Regions from separate parts of the Homo sapiens genome. Here region 1 is linked to region 2. Evidence: chromatin loops called from intact Hi-C (ENCODE). Cell type or tissue: heart right ventricle. All regions are shown on one strand. Each heading gives the region's core, and the rest is flanking DNA. Links, peaks and the distances in the headings are about the cores only.

Region 1 (11,007 bases), core at 2,800-7,799, 290 kb after region 2:
TATGAGTGAGAACATGCGGTGTTTGGTTTTTTGTCCTTGCAATAGTTTGCTGAGAATCATGGTTTCCAGTTTCATCCATGTCCCTACAAAGGACATGAACTCATCAGTTTTTATGGCTGCATAGTATTCCATGGTGTATATGTGCCACATTTTCTTAATCCAGTCTATCGTTGTTGGACATTTGGGTTGGTTCCAAGTCTTTGCTATTGTGAATAGTGCCGCAATAAACATACGTGTGCATGTGTCTTTATAGCAGCATGATTTATAATCCTTTGGGTATATACCCAGTAATGGGATGGCTGGGCGAAATGGTATTTCTAGTTCTAGATCCCTGAGGAATCAACCACACTGACTTCCACAATGGTTGAACTAGTTTACAGTCCCACCAACAATGTAAAAGTGTTCTTATTTCTCCACATCCTCTCCAGCACCTGTTGTTTCCTGACTTTTTAATGATCGCCATTCTAACTGGTGTGAGATGGTGTCTCATTGTGGTTTTGATTTGCATTTCTCTGATGGCCAGTGATGATGAGCATTTTTTCATGTGTCTTTTGGTTGCATAAATGTCTTCTTTTGAGAAGTATCTGTTCATGTCCTTTGCCCACTTTTTGATGGGGTTGTTTGTTTTTTCTTGTAAATTTGTTTGAGTTCATTGTAGATTCTCGGTGTTAGCCCTTTGTCAGATGAGTAGGTGGCGAAAATTTTCTCCGATTTGGTAGGTTGCCTGTTCACCCTGATGGTGGTTTCTTTTGCTGTGCAGAAGGTCTTTAGTTTAATTAGATCCCGTTTGTCAATTTTGGCTTTTGTTGCCATTGCTTTTGGTGTTTTAGACACGAAGTCCTTGCCCATGCCTATGTCCTGAATGGTATTGCCTAGGTTTTCTTCTAGGGTTATTATGGTTTTAGGTCTAACATGTAAGTCTTTAATCCATCTTGAATTAATTTTTGTATAAGGTGTAAGGAAGGGATCCAGTTTCAGCTTTCTACATATGGCTAGCCAGTTTTCCCAGCACCATTTATTAAATAGGGAATCTTTTCCCCATTGCTTGTTTTTCTCAGGTTTGTCAAAGATCAGATGGTTGTAGATATGCGGCATCATTTCTGAGGGCTCTGTTCTGTTCCATTGATCTATATCTCTGGTTTGGTACCAGTACCATGCTGTTTTGGTTACTGTAGCCTTGTAGTATAATTTGAAGTCAGGCAGCGTGGTGCCTCCAGCTTTGTTCTTTTGGCTTAGGATTGACTTGGTGACACAGGCTCTTTTTTGCTTCCATACGAACTTTAAAGTAGTTTCTTCCAATTCTGTGAAGAAAGTCATTGGTAGCTTGATGGGGATGGCATTGAATCTATAAATTACCTTGGGCAGTATGGCCATTTTCACGATATTGATTCTTCCTACCCATGAGCATGGAATGTTCTTCCATTTGTTTGTGTCCTCTTTTATTTCATTGAGCAGTGGTTTGTAGTTCTCCTCGAAGAGGTCCTTCACATCCCTTGTAAGTTGGATTCCCGGGTATTTTATTCTCTTTGAAGCAATTGTGAATGGGAGTTCCCTCATGATTTGGCTCTCTGTTTGTCTGTTATTGGTGTATAAGAATGCTTGTGATTTTTGTACATTGATTTTGTATCCTGAGATTTTGCTGAAGTTGCTTATCAGCTTAAGGAGATTTTGTGCTGAGACGATGGGGTTTTCTAAATATACAATCATGTCATCTGCAAACAGGGACAATTTGACTTCCTCTTTTCCTAATTGAATACCCTTTATTTCCTTCTCCTGCCTAATTTCCCTGGCCAGAACTTCCAACACTATGTTGAATAGGAGCGGTGAGAGAGGGCATCCCTGTCTTGTGCCAGTTTTCAAAGGGAATGCTTCCAGTTTTTGCCCCCAAAAGGAAATCTTGGACCCATTAACCATCATCTCCCAAACCTCCCACCACTGTCCAGCCCTAGGCAACTGATGTGGTTTGGCTGTGTCCCCACCCAAATCTCATCTTGACTTCCAACATGCTGTGGGAGGGACCCGGTGGGAGGTGACTGAATCATGGGGGCAGGTGTTTCCCATGCTGTTCTCATGATAGTGAATAAGTCTCATGAGAACTGATGGTTTTAAAAATGGGAGTTTCTCTGCACAAGCTCTCTCTTTTTGCCTGCTGTCATCCACATAAGATGTGACTTGCTCCTCCTTGCCTTCCATCATGATTGTGAGGCCTCCCCAGCTACGTGGAACTGAGTCCAATTAAACTTCTTTCTTTTGTAAATGGCCCAGTCTCAGGTATGTCTTTGTCAGCAGCGTGAAAATGGACTAATACGACAACCATCTGTTCATTAATCTTCTGTCTCTATATGTTTTCCTATTATAGACTGTTAAAGGCTGAATTGTGTCCCCCTGATATTCATATGTTGTGGTTCTATTTGTATTTGAAGACAGGGTCTTGAAAGAGGTAATTAAGTAATAATGAGGTCACCAAAGTGGGCTCTAATCCAATACAATTGGTTCCTTAAAAGAAGAGATTATGGCACAGGCACAGAGAGAAGACCATGTGAAGACACAGGGAGAAGATGGGATCCCCAAGCCACGAAGAGCAGCTTCAGAATGAAACCAACCCTGCTGGTGTCTTGATCTCAGATTTCTAGCCTCCAGAACTGTGAGAAAATCCGTGTCTGTTGTTTAAGCCATCAAGTCTATGGTACTTTGTTGTGGCAGCCCTAGAAAAAGAATACATTTCAAAGAAATGAAATCATACAATATCTGATCCATTGTGATGGGCTTCTTTTACCTACCATAATGTTTTCCAGGTTCACCTATATTGTAGCATACATCAGTACTTCATTCCTTTTATGACCAAATAATCTTCCGTTGTATAGATATACACATTTTGTTGATCCATTAGTTAGCTGAGGGACATTTGGATTGTTTACATTTTTTAGCTATTTTGCAGAATGTTGCTATGAATATTGATGTAAAAGATTTTGTGTGGACTTACATTTTCAATTCTCTTGACTATATATCTAGGAGTGCAATTGCTGGGTAACTCTATGCTTCACCTTTTGCAGAACTGCCAGATTGTTGTCCAAAGTGGCTGCACCATATTACATTTCCAGCAATTCATGAGAGTTCCACTTTTTCCACATCTTCACCAACACTTGCTGTTATCTGTCTTTTTTATTATAGCCATCCTAGTGGATTCATAATGGTATCTCAGTGCAGTTTTGATTTGCATTTCCCTAATGGCTAATGATGTTAAGCATCTTTCATGTGTTATTGACCATTTGTATATCTTTTTTGGAGAAATGTATATTCTGATCTTTTGCTTATTTTTAATTCAGTTATTTTTCTTTTCGTTATTGAGTTGTAAGATTCCTTTATAGGCAAGAAATGCAAGTCTCTTATCATATATATGATTTTCAAAGCTTTTCTCCATTCTGTGAGTTGTCTTTTCATTTTCTTGATGGTATTCTTTGAAGCATAAATGGTTTTAATTTTAATGATATCTTCTCTACCTTTTAGTAATATCCCATATGATAAGTTGCACCTTCCCAAGGTAGAAGCTAGAAATCTTCCACACCGAAACTCTTTTGTAGCTAGGGTAACCTAGATTCCACCAATCAGATCTACCCATGATAGTCTTAGATTTTGGAAATTAGCAACCCAAGGAATTGGCTGCATGGAGAGAAATTGATATGATGATGGAGGCCTCTAGATCTTCAAGATCAGAATAGGGAGAAGCTGCTGGTATCCATCCTGGTTTCCTCATTGATACAAAGCAATAGTGGCAAAGGAAAATTTGCTCAAGAAGCTCCTGTTGTGTGTCCACGATTGTTCCTGAATGGCTCAGAGCCTACTGTCTGCCCCTCCTTGATTTTCTGTGATCTACCTAATATTCTTGAATAAACCCCCTTCCTGATTAAACTAATCAGAATGGATTCTTTTGTTGGCAACTCAGAACCTTGACCATTAAATACCCAGTCTTATCAGAATAAGGGAATTCTAGGATTTCAGGAACTATAGACCTTGCTACTTCAGCAAAAGTAAACTGCTTTATGTCTTTTAAAAAGTGACCTAACCCTTATATGTTATCAAGTAGGCCCTGTTTTCCTACAACTGTACTTTTAAAAACTTTTCACAAGATACTTAAGAAAAATATAATCCTTAATATAAATTCAAAATAACCTGTCAAAGACTTTCAAACAGCGTAGTTTTCCTTGATGGTAGGTGATATGGGTTGGCTGTGTCCCCACCCAAATCTCATCTTGAATTCCCAGGTGTTGTGGGAGGGACCCGGTGGGAGGCAATTGAATCACAGAGGGCAGGTCTTTCCTGTGCTATTCTCCTGATAGTGAATAAGTCTCACGAGATCTGATGATTATATAAGGGAGAGTTTCCCTGCACAAGCTCTCTCTCTTTTTGCCTGCTGGCATCTATGTAAGATGTGACTTGCTCTTCTTTGCCTTCTGCCATGATTGTGAGGCCTCCCCAGCCACGTGGAACTGTAAGTCCAATTAAACCTCTTTTGTAAATTGCCCAATCTCAGGTATGTCTCTATCAGCAGCATGAAAACGGACTAATACAGTAGGTTTCCAGGAGTGAAGTGAATCTGCTTGGTTTATCAACACACTTAACTCACTTCATGATCAGTGGTCAGGATTTGCAGGTGGTTGCACAGATGAGCCCAGGTGTCGAAACAGAACACAGGTGCTGGCCACGTGGAGATTAGCTATGAGCATTGATATTTCTGGTTTTGTGCTTAAGTTGCTCCACAATAACCAACAAATGAGAACGACCTTTCCTCTGAAGGAGAATGAACAACAAATTGGGGAAAAGGAAAGATTACCATGCTTCCTTAAGAGTTGCTAAATCAATAGCAACTAGAATTAAGAATGAGAGATACTCTCTCCTTGATTCAGGGCCCCATCTGGATTCCTAAGCCAGTTCTATAGGCAAAGTTCTGAGAGTCACTTACAGTGAATTCATGACTTCTTAAAAGCTTATTTCAGCCTAGCTATACCGTTCCAAATTTACCAGATATTTTTCCAATACTGTGTTGAACTGATTAATTGGACTTACATAAGGGAAGCCACATTACTGGGCAATGGCATGTTCAAAAAAGCAAGACATTAAGGAGATTAAGAAAGATTTTTGCAAACTCAAGGCCACCAATGCTTATTCCAAACTTTAAATCTTTAGAGATCAAAAGTCCTGCTACAGGATAAAGCATACCAAAGCCATAGAGAAACGTTAGTTTTGGCAAGATGAGCAAAGAGAAGTGGAAAGAAAGGAAGCAAACAAAATACAAAGAGGAAATTCTACCTTGACTCTCTTCACAGAAGTTTTGTTTAAAAACAGCAAACAATCAGTCAGCAGTCTTTTCATATCATCAAAAAAATAACTAAAAGAAAGATACTTGGAATGAGCGACCCCTGCAGGCTCTGCTCTTTTCAACATGTGAAACTCTGAGGTTAAAAGGTTTTATGGAATTTAATCCCTTTGGAAGTTAAGAGAAGAGCCAGAGTCATGTTCTCAACTTCAGGAGTTGGCTGGCTGGTTGTTTCATTCTAGATAAGAAATCCACTCACCCTGCATAGATATGGATATTCCATTAGGTCAAACCCCATCCCTGGAATATAACAATTCAATCCAGTGGCCTTTAATAAAGGTACCAAGTCCAACACTCCAACAAGAGAGTTAAGAAGTCATTCAGCTGTGTTTGTCTAACAGAAATAGCAGAAATACAGTTCAAATCCTTTCCAAAAGTTGTCAATTTCATTGACTTTAAAAAATAAAACCCTATTGGTCTACAGAACAATAATGCTATTTGCAAAGTTTAATCCAGTATAAGAACATTTCTTCCTTCCCTAACACGTAAGTGCTCAGCAATGATAAACACATGGGGATAGAGTAGAAAACCTCCCCCTTTTCATGCCTCTCCACTTCAAATGTACTGGCCTCAGAACTAGTAAACTCAAATCCACAGTGAGAATTCTTTTTTCTAGCAGAACTCATGTGAGTAGGGTGAATAATGGAAAGTATGTTTCATAGTAAAAGCTCCACAAATCTGCCCTGTACAGCCAGTGTAAGCCCAACTGCAACATTTGGCCTGCACTCAAAGAAAGAACAAAATCCAACTGCAGCCCGTACTTGGGTACACCTGAATTTATGGCTCATTTCTCTGCTTGCTCCATGCTCCATGGGACTGATCTGAGTAAGTTTCATTTTCATTGAAAGAAACCCAACTCCAGGCCACAAAAATCAATAAGAGCCCTGTACTCAGTTTGGCTGCAAAGCTAGAAAACAAGGTGAGAAATGGTCCCTATGTTAATAAAAGGAAATAGAGTACATATACATACACTCATCCACATACAGACGATTGAACTCACTTCCAGATGGGCTGCCAGAGGAAGCTGATTGTACCCAAGCTGGCAGAGGGCACAGAAAGTGATTAGTTGTCAGAAACATAACAGTGAGGCCCTCTCTCCCTTGCCCAAAAATATGAAGAAAGACCAGCAACATTAATGTGAATGAGATCTGATTGTATCACTAAGGGCAGCAATTTCTATCTTTTGCTGAGGTCTGAGTGACTTGGTAGGTCATTCAAAAAAAAAAAATATATATATATATATATATATATATATATATATATATCTATCTGCCGGGCGCAGTGACTCACACCTGTAATCCCAGCACCTTGGGAGGCCGAGATGGGCGGATCACGAGGTCAGAAGATCGAGACCATCCTGGCTAACACAGTGAAACCCCGTCTCTACTAAAAAATACAAAAAATTATCCGGGCGTGGTGGCGGGCACCTGTAGTCCCAGCTACGTGGGAGGCTGAGGCAGGAGAATGGTGTGAACCCGGGAGGCCGGAGCTTGCAGTGAGCCGAGATCTCGCCACTGCACTCCAGCTTGGGCGACAGAGCGAGACTCCATCTCAAAAAGAAAAAATGTATATATATATATATATATATATTAGACTTCAGAGATACAAGTGCCATTTTGTTATGTGGATATGTTGCATGGTGGTGAAGTCTGGACTTCTGGAGTAACCAACATCTGAATAGTGTATATTGTATCCATTAAGTAATTTTTCATCCTTCACCTCCCTCTCACACTCCCACCCTTCCAAATCTCCAGTATCTGTTTTTCTACTCTCTATGTCCATGTGTACACATTATTTGGATCCCACTTATAAATGAGAACATGTGGTATTTGTCTTTCTGTGTCTTAATTGTTTCACTTAGGATAATGGCCTCCAGTTCCATCCATGTTGCTGCAAAAGACATGATTTCATTCTTTTTTATGGCTGAGTAGTATTCCATAGTGCATATATATATATATATATATACATATATATATATATATATATACACACACACATATCTGTATATCCCACATTTTCTACATCCAATCATCCATTGATGGACACTTAGGTTGATTCCATATCTTTGTTATTGTGAATAGTGCTGTGGTAAACATGCAAGTGCAGGTATTTTTTGGATATAATGATTTCTTTTCATATGGGTAGATACCCAGTACTGGGACTGCTAGATTGAATGGTTCTTTGAGAAATATCCGTACTGTTTTCCATGGAAATTGTACGAATTTACATTTTCACCAAACAGGGTAGCACAAGGGAGAGGGTAAGAAAGGAGTATTAAAATTTTCACCTGTTATCGGTGAAAGGAGAACCCCTGTCCTAAGGACTCAAATCTAGGTTCTTTCTCTGGAGAATATTTCAGAAGTCTTCTAGCAAATCTAGGTAATCTAGGTGGTATGTGTGTAAGTGCATGTGGGGCAGGGTGTGTGGATGTTTACTGTGAATATCCCAGGGAGTTAAGCCTGCAATTGAGGAATATTTCACTCTCGGAAAACAAGCACAAAGAGATCCTCACTTTATATTAAATTTGCCTTGTGGATTTCTCAATGTTAATAGAGCAATCTCTATTCACATGGGCAAAGAAAAACCTTGTTCTGGGTATAGTATAAATATTCTTATAAAGAGAATTTCCAGGAGCTCAGATTAATCCTTCATATCTGTCCCTGTAGATTTAAGCAAATAAGCCTTCATCCACATGCCAATATCTCACTGGAGCAGTTCTGAGCAGAGCTGACTTCTGGTTGCCCTCCTCTTTGGAAAACTCTACGAATCCACAGAGGGGGTCATTTTGACCCTCTGCAGTCCTCGGAAAGCTGCTGAGGGTGGCTTTTCTGTCTGAAGTGTGAAGGCAGGAGAATACCCCTATCAGAGTAAGAGCAGAGCTCTTACCACAAAATAGGCACAGTGTTAAACTCTCAACATTTGTCATCACATTGCATCTTCACAAGTGTTGAAGAAAATTCAGTTATTTTTCATATTTTGTAGATGAGAAAACAGACGCAAGAGGGCAGTGGCTTGCCCTAGCCTGTGTAGCTTAGGCATCTGCTGCTGAGCCCCTGTTCTTAAACACATAGTTCTCTGCCTTAGGAAGGGTTTCCATTGCCAACCTTGTTCTTTGCAATTCTTGTGCTAGGTAACTGACATCTCTAGAATGACCAATTCCATATAGCAAAAACTTTAGCAAGATGTGTGATGTAGCTTGCTCAGAACTGTCAAAGCCTTTCTTTCTTCATGCTGTTCCTGACATATATATTCCCAACACACATGTTCCTGTCAATATACTCCTGATATATATAATGTAGCAGAACTATTTTTCCTGCCTAACTGACCACCTGCTACCCAAAGGTTGTTTATACAGACATCTACTTCTACCTCTGCGACATGGTGGTAACAGCACAGACTTTCAAGGTGGTTCTGAGTGTGAATCCCGGCCACTGATGTATTACCTTGAGTTCAAGATGTAATAGGACCAAGGCCCAGCCAGCACTGAGGCACAGGACATGAGAGTGCATTTCAGGTCTGTGAGGCTGCAGACAAAGCAGTGCATCCTATTGCAGAGCTGGCTCACCCTGAGGTGTGACTGTGTGAAAACTAAAAGCCATGAGCCAATCATTGTAGGTCAGGCCATGGAGGGTGTTATGTCCACTAAGCTGAACCTATGGAGCGTCATGGTGCCCTGAATACTGCTGTGAAAGCATCCTGCGCCACCAGCACCTGGGATCACTGCCAGAGAAGAGGCCTCTGCCGCCATGCTCTTTGGCAGCAGTTCCAGTGTGGAGCTTTGCCTCCCATTCCCCCTACCTCCCACTGGCATCATCCCTCTATTGCCCATGCCTACTAGATGACTTACTTCGGAACCTCCTCTAGTCCCGCCATCCTGTGCTGGGGCTGAGTGATGGAATTAGAAGTGCTTTAATGAGAAGAGACCTGGATGCAACTCTGGTTCTGAAGAATTCCAGCACTGGGGCAAGATGGTGCGCTTGTACCTAAGGATGCTGGAGAAACAGGGAACTGGACTCTGCCTGCTTCTGTGCCTTGGGCTCAGCCTTCCCCAGGCACCGTCTACTCAGCCATCAGTACCCCTCTGTTGTGAGGAGTGTCTGAGATCGGCCTGCACTGGACATTTGCAAGCATCTGGATCCCTGGACTGCTAATAGAAAGAGGTTGGTCTTTTGAAGAAGGTTCAATTTGACTTCTGGACTCATGGCTATTTTCAGAAAGTGTGTTTTCTGGAACTTCATTCTAGGGATTAAAGGAGACAAATTACCTCAGTTTTAAAACCTGCTTAATTAATGTGCTCTAAATCTGGAAATGATTCAAATGTTTGTCAGTTGGTGATTGGAAAAACAAACCGTGGGAAAACCATACAATGAAATACTTACCAATATAAAGGAATGAACTATTTTTATTATATGTAATAGCATGAATAAATCTCAAAATAATGCTGAGTGAAGAAGTCAGATGAAAAAGGGGCCATACTGCATGATTCCAATCATATAAAAATTTAGAAAATACAGCCCATAGTGACAGAAAGCATGTGAGTGGTTGTCTGAGGTTGAGGGTATGGGTCAGGGAGAGGTGAAAGGGAAGGATCAAAAAGGGTCGTCAGAAAACCTTTGGGGTGACTGATATGTGCATTTTTGATTGTGGTGATGGTTTCATTGGTATGTACATATGTAAAATCATCAAATTGTACGTGTTGAACATATGTAATCTATTGTACATCAATAACATGTCAATAAACCTGCAAAAAAGATAATATATACAAGATACTTAGCAGTGTGCCTGGCATGCAGTCTGTGCTTGATAAATAGGAGTTATGTTGCTGTTTTCACACTCGGCTTCACTGTCACCTACTTTAGTGAGAACAGGAGCTAAAGACATGGAGACCCCGATCCTATGATGTGTCTCAAATGGACTCTGCCCAAAAGCTGAGGGAGGCTCTGTGTGCATCAGAACTAGAGCCAGTACGGAAAGAGATTCAGAAATTGGTTTAGGAACCCCTTCCAACCAAAGTGACACTTCCCAAAAAAACATGTTATAATATCAGTGTTATAGGAGAAAAACCTTCTTGAAATATATTTCCGATAATGCCTGTAATTCTGAAAGCACATTTTGGCCTGCTTTCTCACCTTGTCCAGACTGAAGAATTGTTTCAGTTTAGTATCAATCAGCCCCTTGATTCTAAAATGCCATTGCCCAGGTATAGACAGCTCACCCCATGGCATGAGGACTCTTCCTCGTGGATTTCTGCAACCCTGGGCTCTAGGTTTGGTTGGGTACTGCGATCAAGCTTCCCCCACAGTCTTAGTTCATCTCTGCTGTGTTCAACAAACATTCATTTCAAGGAATATCCACTCTCCTTCATAAATGTTGAAAATTTCATAATCTCCCCTGGCCATCCTGTCATTGCTCATATGTGAATTAGGTGATTGCTTCTTTGGAGGGTTTGAGAGAGTCCAGGAAGACCACCTTGATATGACAAAATTCCCACTGCACCCCAAGTGATTCCTTTTCCAATTAAATATTAACTTAAAAAAACACAAGCATGCCTTAGGTAAAGGAGGTAAATAGTGAGTAAATAGTTTATTTCTAGAGAGGAAAAAAGGAAGAATAATAATGTTGGATCAAAGGAT
Region 2 (11,007 bases), core at 2,677-7,676:
CATTTGTTGAAAATCCTTTCCCCATCGAATTACCTTAGTATTTTTGTAAAAAAAACAAAAAACAACAAATCGACCATATGTATGTGGTTTATTTCTGTATTCTCTATTCTTTTCTATAAATTTATATGTCTGTCTTTTCACCAGTATCATACTGACTTTTATTTTATATTATTTTATTTATTATTTATTTATTTTTAGAGACACAGTCTCACTCTGTCACCCAGGCTGGAGTGCAGTGGTGCAATCATAGTTCATTGTAACCTTGAACTCCTGGGCTCAAGTTATCCTCCTTCTTTAGTCTCCTGAGTAGCTAGGAATACTGGCATGTACCACCTTGCCTGGCTAATTTAAAATAAAATTTTTTTTTCTGTAAAGACAGGGTCTTGCTATGTTGCCCAGGATGGTGTCAAACTCTTGGCCTCAAGTGATCCTCCTGCCTTGGCCTCCCAAAGTGCTGGAATTATAGGCATAAGCCACTGCACCCAGCCCATATTGCTTTTATTATCAGAGTTTTATAAAATATTTTTTGAAATCAGGTAAGTGTCCCAACCTTGTTCTTCTTTTAACAGAATGCTTGGGTCTTTTGTGTTTTCATATATATATATATATATATATATATATATATATATATATATATACACACACACACATATATATGAATATATATATGAATATATACGTATATATGAATATATACATGTATGTATATATGAATATATGTATATATATGAATATATATGTATATATGAATATATGTATATATATGAATATATATGTATATATGTATATATATGAATATATATGTATATATGTATATATATGAATATATATGTATATATGTATATATGTATATATATGAATATATATGTATATATGAATATATATGAATATATATGTATATATATGAATATATATGAATATATGTGTATATATATGAATATATATGTATATATATGAATATATGTATATATATATGAATATATATGTATATATGTATATATGAATATATATGTGTATATGAATATATATATGAATATATATGTGTATATGAATATATATGAATATATATGTGTATATGAATATATATGAATATATATGTGTATATGAATATATATATGAATATATATGTGTATATGAATATATATGAATATATATGTGTATATGAATATATATATGAATATATATGTGTATATGAATATATATATGAATGTATGTATATATATGAATATATATGAATATATATGTACATATATGTATATATATATGAATATATATGAATATATATGTACATATATGAATATATATATGAATATATATGTACATATATGAATATATATGAATATATATATGTGTGTGTGTGTGTGTGTGTGTGTGTTTTCATATACATACATATATATATGTATTAGAATCAGCATTTCAATTCCTAAAAAATTGACAGTGCATTGAAACTATAGATCACCTTGGGGAAAATCATCAACTTAATAATATTGAATGTGATAGTTATTTTTGTTTCAGCTTGACTGGTTTAAGGGATGCCCAGATAGCTGGTAAACAACATCATTTCTAGATGTATTTGTGATGGTGTTTCTGGAAGAGATTAGTGTTTGAAACAGTAGACTGAGTATAGAAGATCCACGCTGCCAACACTGGTAGGCATCATGCAATCCATTGAGGGAGCGAATAGAACCAAAAGGTGGAGGAAGGTGAATTCTCTCTCTCCTTGACCTAGGATACCCATTTTCTTTGGCCCTTGGATATTGAAGCTTGGGTTCTTGCGCTTTTGGATTCTGGGACTTATACCAGGGCCATCACCCTTCCTCTGGTTCTCAGACCTTCAGGCTCAGACTGAATTACACCAATGATTTTCCTGGTTTTTCAGCTTGTAGACAGCATATCATGAGAATTCTTAGCCTCCATACTTAAGTGAGCCAATTCCCATGGTAAATCTCCTCTTATATATGTCCTCTGGAGAATGCTGACTAATACACTGAGTCTTTAAATCTACGAATGTGGTCTATCTTCCCTTTTATTTAGGTTTTCTTTACTTTCTCTCAGCAGTATTCCATAGTTTTTGGTGTAGACACATTTGACTTGCTTAAAACAATTTTTTTATTGCTATTGTAAATGGAATTTTTTTAAAGTTCAGTTTTGAATTGTTGCTGCTTATATACTGGAATACGATGGCTTAAAAATATCGTCCGTGTACCTTACTAAACTTATTTATTAGTTCTAGTAATTATTTTGTGGATTCCCTGAGATTTCCTACATAAATAATTCTATTGCCTGTAAATATTATTTTACTTTCTTATTGATCTTTATTCTTATTATTTCTTTCCCATCTTTTTCATTTTACTTCCCTCTCCCTCTTTTAAAAAATATTACAGTGGTTTAGACTCCCAGTATAATATTGAACAGAAGCAGTGAAAGCAGGTCCCCTTGAATTGTTACCAATCTTAGGGTGCCAATGTCAAGTATGATGTTAGCTGTAGGTTTTGCATGGATGACTATTGTCAATTTGAGAAAATTTCCAAATATTTTTAGTTTGCTGAGAGTTTTAAAAAAAAATCACAAATGAGTGCTAAATTTTGTCAAATGTCTTTTCCCCATCTATTAAAATGATAATATGAATATTCTCCTTTGATCTGTTAATGAGTGAATTATATTTGATTGGTGTTCAAATGCTAAAACCAACATTAGTTCCTTGGAATAAATTCTACACAGTTATGATGTATTGTCTGTATATTGTTAAACACAGTGTAATAATATTTTGTTAAGGATTCTTGAATCTACCTTTCCCCTTACTTTCCTTCTATATTTTTGTTTTTGAGAGGTTTTAGTTTATTCAGTGGGAGGGATGCCCTGGAATGGGCCTTTGGTGCTACATACTGGAAGCAAAATGTGTACTTTTTTAAAAAAGTAAAATATTTAAAAATGATTCTGTAGGTAAATGTGGGTTGCTTATTGGCCAATGTTGCCAGCTAATTCCCTTAAATATTGAGGGAGAATAAACTTTTTACAAAATGTAATATAAAATTCTTCATTTATATGTCTAGTAGGATTCCAGTAGGACCATCCACTTCCCTTTATAAGTGTTTAGAACAAAAGACTTGTGCAGTCAGATTGTAATATGCTTTAGGAAGGTAGACGTTTTTGTTGCTAGTTCATTATTTTATGACTAAGGAATTTTGAGATATATAAACTCTTCAACTTCCCAATTTGGGCTGTATTCTTATAAGGTATCAATTCCAGATTAGCACAGAAACTTCGTCTGCAATGAAAATTTGCTAAGCAAGTTGAAGTTCATTCAGTGCTAGCATGCTTGAGGAATTATGAAACATCAGACTGTGTTGCTACTGGAGATGGGGGTGGGGTTGTCTGAAGATTTTACTTAAGGTTAAATGAAGTTTTTGGACTTTCAGATAATTATTCGAATCAGAGATAAAGATATCAGCTAGAGAACCTTGTGTGCCTCCTTGTACACTGTTGAAAGAGAAGTCTGAAGAAATGTGAGCGTTTCGGCTAAGGTGCCAAAGCCTAGTCAAGGAAATCAGGAAGTGTAGGGGAAAATGCATGGACTTTTGAATCAGATGAATGTGGATGGTATTACTGGGCTTTATCCCTTACAGGCCATGTTTTCGTTTTGGAGACTTCAACTTTTGAGCCTCAGTGTTCTTAATATCTACTTACAAAGATCTCTGTGAAAATTAAATAAAAATATATGGAAAGCCCTTTGCATATAGTAGCAATGAAATAGATGCTAATTCCTTTTTTTATAGGTCAGTATTTAAAATATTGAAACAGTATATTCACCGTTTTTTGAAAATTACTTTTAAAAAGCCAGATTTTTTTTGACAGATCATTTTTCTTCTATGTATGTTGTTATTTAAGCAGCATTCTTAGTCTCTCTCTCTCTAGACTGGAAGCTCCAGGAAGACAACAAACTTGTTTATCCGGCTTATGGTTGTATTCCCAGATATTAGCAGAGAAATTGGTACATCATAAGCAATGATGTTTATTCCCTGAGTGATGAAATGTTGTTTGCAAGTCGTTCCTATACAACTGTTGGTCTCTGGAAAGCTTCTTAATTGCTTATTTTTCCCCAAGAGAGTCCAAGATACCAGAGTGCATTGCAGTCAGCAAAGGCTACAAAAATGAAAAAACACACAGATGGCCAGAGGTGGTCCAACTCATTCTTCTTTACTCCAAAAAAATAACTCCCCAAATAGAATATTTTCGAAATTTAGGGATAGGGATATTTTGCCTTGTGGGGTGGCTAATAGTTAAGCCAAAAAAAAAAAAAAAGTCTTGGTTATGAATGTTGTGGCTATCAGCTTTTTTTTTATTTGCTTGACAAAGAATTCCTTTCTTTACTATAAATTTCTTGACTGTTTAACATTATAAGAATACCTGATGTACAATACAATTAAAGCTAAAGCCCCTTCTGAAAAGTTGATAGCTATTGAGATTCTGACTATTTAAAACATTCAAAAGAGGCTTTAAGTGATCACATGTAAATTAGATCTCTACAGAGGTGACACGAGAATAAAAAACTGCTTATGTACAGTGATTGAAACCCAGCAGTCTCCTTTGAGAGGCACAGAGAGATGATGATGGTGGTTAGTGTAGCTAGCTGGTTTCTTGACTAGCATGTTAAGCCAATTAATAAAGGTACACCTGGCATCTGAGTATTTTCCTTCCAATTTTTTTCTTTCGAGAACAAGTATGTTTAAGAAAGCTAGAAAGAAAGAAAAAAAAAGGGAAAGAAAAAGCAAGGCAGCTCATTTTATTTTATTTTTTTCATGATTTGTTCTTAAAGTTTTCTTTTTAGAAAATAAATGCAAGAATGTTTTTGGAACCATCTGAAAAATGTGTGTTTCTATTTCCAGTAGGACTTGAACCAGGACTGAGATAATTTTAAGTTTAACTGACAGCTCTTAAGCAGAAATGCTAAACCTTCAAATCCTCAGTCCTCTCTGCAACTGGAGTTTTCTTTAAGATTGTCAAATAAATATGTTTGGGGAAGATGGTAATTAAGTGTGAACAGATGGTTGTTTTTAGCTGAGATATTAAGTCTCAGTGTTTAATAGAATGATTTGCCCTGTTGGAATCAGTGGGTGTGATGTAGTTTACTGGCTGGCAAGACATCAAGTTTGTCAAAGCTAATTGGGAACCATGATAGAGATTCAAATTCCTTATATGGTTTTTAGGACTGGGGAAGTGTTAGAGGAAGATTACGACACTGCTACTCCATGCCAAAACGTTACACTACGGCTCTGCAGACTGAAGATTGCCTCACAAGCAGAAATATACTCTTTCCAACAAACACTGGTGGAATGAAAAGGACATTGGATTCCTGCTTCCAGTTACTGCTTGCCCTTCCCTGACTTTGTGACCTGAGGCAAGTCCCCAAATCCCTCTGGGCCCCAGTATCCTCATTTTTCAAATGGAGGAGGGTTAGAATTAAGATGCAATCATGCATCCAGTTGTTTTCCAAAGCATTGTCCAGCTAGGGAAGTGGTAGCACGTGGTGACTGAGAGCTTCCCCGATCCTTTTAGATCAAAGAACACTTCTATGCCTTTGTGCAACTGGTGTGCTGTGGGTACAGGTACTTTTACATCCTCTAGTTAGTGAGTGCAAAGTACTCTTGGAAGCTCCCAAGCACTCAAGGTTTCAATCTGCATTCTTCTCCTCTATATGCACTTTATATTTCAGGTTTTATAGTTTGAGGATTTGAAAGGTAAGAAAAGTGTGAGCTACAGATTTTGGAAGAATCCAGGAGCTGAGCTCATAGCTAAGAACATGTCAGGGGTGTTAAGCAGCTCTGAAGTATGTAACAAAGGCCATTTAGGTCTCAGGAGGCTGCCACCAGAACACTACCCGCCCCTCTAGCCCATGCCAGCCAGGTGGGGGACAGGTGGAAAGATGGAGATGTGGACAGCATCAGAGATTTTTCAGCTTTCATATGCCACATACTCATGCTATGTTTATGCACACACACACATACACATGCACACACACGATTTAAATAAAGGTTTTCACTGAAAATCTTGTGGTTAGATTGTGCCTTAAAGTTTTTGGTTAGCCCAAGGGATAGATGCTGTTGTGAGGGCAATTTCACAGCAAAGAAAATATTTAATGAAACTCCTTACCTGGGGAGCCCATAGAAAGAAGGGGATATGACCTCAACACTCTAAAATATAAAACTTTACTCTTCAGAAACAATTATCTTATTTCACTGAAGGAGAAGGCAGGCCATGTCTTCACAAGCCCAGGGTTTGCCAAGTGGATAAATTCCCTGGGAAAATGGTGCTTCTGATCATTTTTGTCCCCAGTGTCTAAGGCTTATTATTGTGAAGTATACATTCCCGGCAAGCATTGTCAGGAGCTAGGTCTGTTGTTTAATAAATGAACACTCATGGACTTGGAAGCAGATGGCAGCTCCCCTGAGAGGAAGTGGGAGATTTGGGAGAGGACAGCAGCACTGCCTCACTCACAATCCCTTATTTTGGCGGAGGAAAGTAAGGGCTCTTCAGGGTATGTTTCTACCTTCTCATGGCTGAAATCCGATGAGGCATTGGACCTCCTCACGCAGAGTCTTTGGATGCTTCTGTCTGAGCCTGAGCAGTGGGCCAGATGGACTATCGGTCTGCCTCAGGTGGTGTTTCTTATGGTTTCAATTAGACCTGAATCTATCAAGTGCATTGCAAATGCCCAGAATGGGGCAAGGACAAGCCACCTTTCCAGGAGGCATTTTCTGTCCTCATAATCAATGTCAAAACACTTCTTGCCTTGTATACAATCCATCTGGCTGGTAACTGAGCCCAAAACTTAGAAGTTCCTCTTAGTTTACTTTAGAGAAAGATTTCTCCATTCTACACCCTGTTAGTCTGTCCATGGGGCTGCACGGTAGCTTAGGTTATGGGAGGGATTGCAAAGATTTTCCATTTGGAAATCTGAGATGATTGGAAAAATGAATGGAAAAAAATCAGGCTTCCAGAATTTCATTTCTACCAAACAATCATCTATGTAAATTATTCCCTGTGACTACGTGTCCAATGTATCAAAAGCATCCAGATATGGTATGGAAACAGGATTGACAATCTTACCAGTTAAAAATAGATATAGATAAAATGTATGTTTTATCTGTATATCTCATGATGTGCTCTTTTATTGAGATTATCTTAAATAATTACATATTGTAATGACTAAACAACAAAACCAAAAGCTGGGTGTGGCAGAAAGCACCTATAGTCCCAGCTATTTGGGAGACTGAAGCGGGAAGATTGTTTGAGTTCAGGAGCTTGAGACCAGCCTGAGCAATATAGCAAGACCTCCATCTAAAGGTAAATAAATAAAATGAAATAAAAGAAAATAAAATAATAAATTTAAAAATTAAAAAAACAGTTAAAACTTTAGTTTGAAACATACACAGGTCCACTGTCATCTTTACTCATGGTTGCTGATGTTCTAATTTTCACATATATTCCATGACTGCATCCTTTGTGTCTTTCAATCTCGTATCAAATGTCCCTCCTCAGAGGTCTTTCTGACTACTTTAACAAAACCCCCAGCTAAAAAATCTTCACCTCTAGTCCAGAGAACAACTGGACAATTACGGCAGAAGACCACAGTGTGTGTCTTTTATTCCTTTATTCTTAAAATAACAGAATGCTCCAATTTGTAGCCAGATACTCAACTGCTCAAATAGATACTACACTTCCCAGATGGCCTTGTAATTGTTGTGGTCACGTGACTAAGTTTGGGCCAATGGGAAGTGAGAGGAATGAAAACACAACACTTATAGTCATCTTCTTATTGATGCACCGTGTGTCCTGGTCATCCTTTCTTGCTTTCCCACAGGCTGGAATGTAGACATGGTGCATGTGAATTGCTCCAGATGAGTGCACTGGATGAGTATACCACTCTGGGAGATGAACAGGGAGACGGATAGCACCTTGGTCCTTGGGGACCCCTGTAGATGCAGCACCTTCCACCCCTGGACAGGTCACCTTTAGGAGCAAAAAAAATACACTTTTATCTTCTTTAAGCACCGTATTTTCAATCTCTCTGTTACTGAAATTCAGGTGTACCCTAAACAATACATTCTCTATCACATCTATTTCATTTTCTTCATAATAGTTACCCCTATATTTATTTCTCTCATTGATCTGTTTATTTGTTTATTGTCTATCATCTTTCACTGAAATAGATTCCACTAGGACAGAAATTTTGTGTTAACTTCTGCATCCCCAGCAGCTAGAACAGTGCCTGACACATAATAGGTGCTCAATAAATAGTTATGAATTAATGAAGGACTTTAAGGCATATCTGTTATGGGTTATGAGAGAGCCCATGAGACTTCTTGGAGTAGATTCTCAGCAGCTTTATTAACCATGGGGGTTTTACTAACCTCTGGGAGGCCACAGAGGAGCAGGATGCCATGGTAACTCTTATTTACTCATCATGCCTGTTCTGGGAGCTTTTTATATTCTAATGGTTGACCTGGTCATTATTTTATTTTTATCTGGTTTGTTCTAAGAACTACCTCTAATGTTTATGTGGTGAGATACCAGAGCAGTGGTATCCCGCTGGTCATTCATTCCACACATATTTATCGAGGGCCTGTTATCTGCCAGGTGAACTGGTTGGGGGAGGTGTGCCATTTTATTCTAACATCAGGACCAATGTCAACACGTTAAATGTACGAAAAGAGGGTTCATATTAGTTCACACTTGACAAATCACAGAGTCATACGAATGAGGAACTTAGCCAAGAATGATATTTACAACTAAATCTGTAAGGAGGGGAGTCCACAGAGGAGCAGGATGCCATGGTAACTCTTATTTACCCAACACACCTGTTCTGGGAGCTTTTTATATTCTAGGGAGAGATGCATTCTCTCTCACAATGAATCAGGGACACGATCTGACTCCTATAAGGGCCATATTCAAAAAGTGGTGAGATATTTTATATCTGGACTTTACTGACTAGTGAAAGTAAAATCTTTTAAACTGAGTTTCACCATAATTGGTAATGGGAATAATTAAGCAGGCGAGAATTTATTCAACTCTGGTTTTTTTTTTTTTTTTTTTTTTGAGATAGGGTCTCCAGGCTTGAATGTAGTGGCGTGATCATTGCACTGCTCACTGCAGCCTCGACACCTCCAAACTCAGGTGATCCTTCCATCTCAGCCTCCTGAGTAGCTGGGATTACAGGCGCACACCACCAAGCCCAGGTAATTTTTGTATTTTTTGTAGAGACGGCGTTTCACCATGTTGCCCAGGCTGGTCTCGAACTGCTGGGCTCAAGGAATCCACCTGTCTTGGCCTCCCACAGTGCTGGGATTACAGGCATGAGCCACCAACTTTGAATAAAAAATATTGCTGGGAGAAAATTAGGAAAGGCAGACTGAGGTTTTTGGTTGAGGAAAATTCCACTTGATTTTAGGGGAAATGATTCATTTTAGAGTAGGTTCTAGATTATAGTGGTCCTCAAATCTTGCTGTGTGTAAGAATGTGCTTAACTCTAGAAAGTAATAATTGCATCATAGGCATTTATTTTTTTAAACTTAAAAGCCTAGAATTTTCCTAGGAAGAAAATAGGAGACATTTCAGGGTAATTTGGTGTGGGTGTATATACTCTCAACAGAAAACCAGTGTTTGTGAATATCATGCCTCAGCACCGTCACTTTAAAAACCTGTCCAGATGTCACTATAAACTTGGAAATGCACAGTTCTGAGTTTTCATGTTTGAAATGTAAAATGTAAACTTTGGTCAATATCCAGGCTTGTTTTCTACTATTCTAATAATGAGAGAATTAATGGCAAGGCCTGTACTTTCAGGAAAGGATAGAACTACAGGTTAACAACTAGAAAGTCTTGATATCTTTAGCCCAAAGTTTACTTTTGAATGAAAGTCTTTACACTGACTGGTTGTGTTTGGTTTATTTAGTTAGCTTTATATGGTGTGTGTATGTTAGGTTGAGGGGTTGTTAACCACCTCCTTAATGGTCTGCTTTTACTCCATGTGTCTCCTGTCACAGGTAATGGAAAACAAGTAGAATAGGTGACCTCTTAATTTTGAATTTTTTCATGAGAAGTGTTTGCAGAGTTATTACCTCAGTTTATAACCTACCTGGTCATTATTTTATTTTTATCTGGTTTGTTCTAAGAACTGCCTCCAATGTTTATATATTCATGCTTAAACACACTGAGAGTGAGACACCATAAAAGTTGGTCAAATTTTTGCAGAGTCCTTATTTTATGTGTTTTATGCACCTCTACTTTAGGTAATTATAGGGATTGCATTTACAGAGTCTGGTATAATACCATGAAAACAGGCTTATTTCAAACACTAGCTATGTCAGTTGGAAAGCCAGCATCATTTGCCTTGAAAAAGCTTTTTGACAACACATAGGCATTCTTTTAAAACCACACCGAGGCATTTTGTTTCAGATACTTATGTTGTGTTTTGCGTTTCTGAAATCTAGCACCTCTGCGTATTTGAAAATAATGGGACATCTTTTATTGGATTTTGGAAAATTGTTTCCCATGGGATTCCAACCTCACTACCAAATGAGTAAAAGCTTGGTTAAGGACTCTTCCATATATTCTCCTCCTTTAGAAGAGATCAGATGGTGATGAGAAGTACAGAACGGACTATTTTAAAATTGGACTGAAGGAGAAAAAAACAAGTTTGTTAGTTTCATTCCCCATTCTAGTTATTAGAACCAAGTTAAACACCCACAATCTTAAAGAAAATCCTTGAAGGTTTTAATTAAATATTTTACACATTTAAAGTCTTGTAATGGTACTTTAAGTGTCACTGTAGCATGTGAAAGGCTTTGTATAGACAGGTAAAATTTCCATTTCTGAGTGATGAAATGTGATATCACCCCTTCAACTTTAACTTGAAGTTAAAACTGTCAGATTTTTTTTTTTTTTATAATTTAAGGAAGGTAAAGTTAGGGGACTAGAAGACTTCTAAATTGTCTTCTACAGAGCCAA

The links. Hi-C counts contacts between places; a loop is a spot of excess contacts. Peaks named below come from ENCODE experiments on the same cell type or tissue, not always from the same donor. Only the 100,000 strongest peaks of a DNase experiment are listed, where the experiment ranks them.
Region 1: a loop joins it to region 2, with 2.1 times the contacts of the local background. A loop is called at or near these places in 3 of 110 quality-filtered maps.

What each region holds. Positions count from the first base shown.
Region 1 is chr2:37,804,220-37,815,226 of GRCh38, forward strand. No RefSeq gene overlaps it. Among named protein-coding and RNA genes, the nearest start is that of PIRAT1, 66 kb to the right of the region's middle. In heart right ventricle, for the core only: a CTCF peak has its summit at 5,427 (motif pointing left); a DNase peak (open chromatin) is centred at 5,448; H3K27ac peaks cover 1,468 bases.
Region 2 is chr2:37,518,762-37,529,768 of GRCh38, forward strand. No RefSeq gene overlaps it. Among named protein-coding and RNA genes, the nearest start is that of LINC03063, 38 kb to the right of the region's middle. In heart right ventricle, for the core only: no CTCF peak of the experiment used is centred there; a DNase peak (open chromatin) is centred at 5,299; H3K4me3 peaks cover 445 bases; H3K27ac peaks cover 2,612 bases.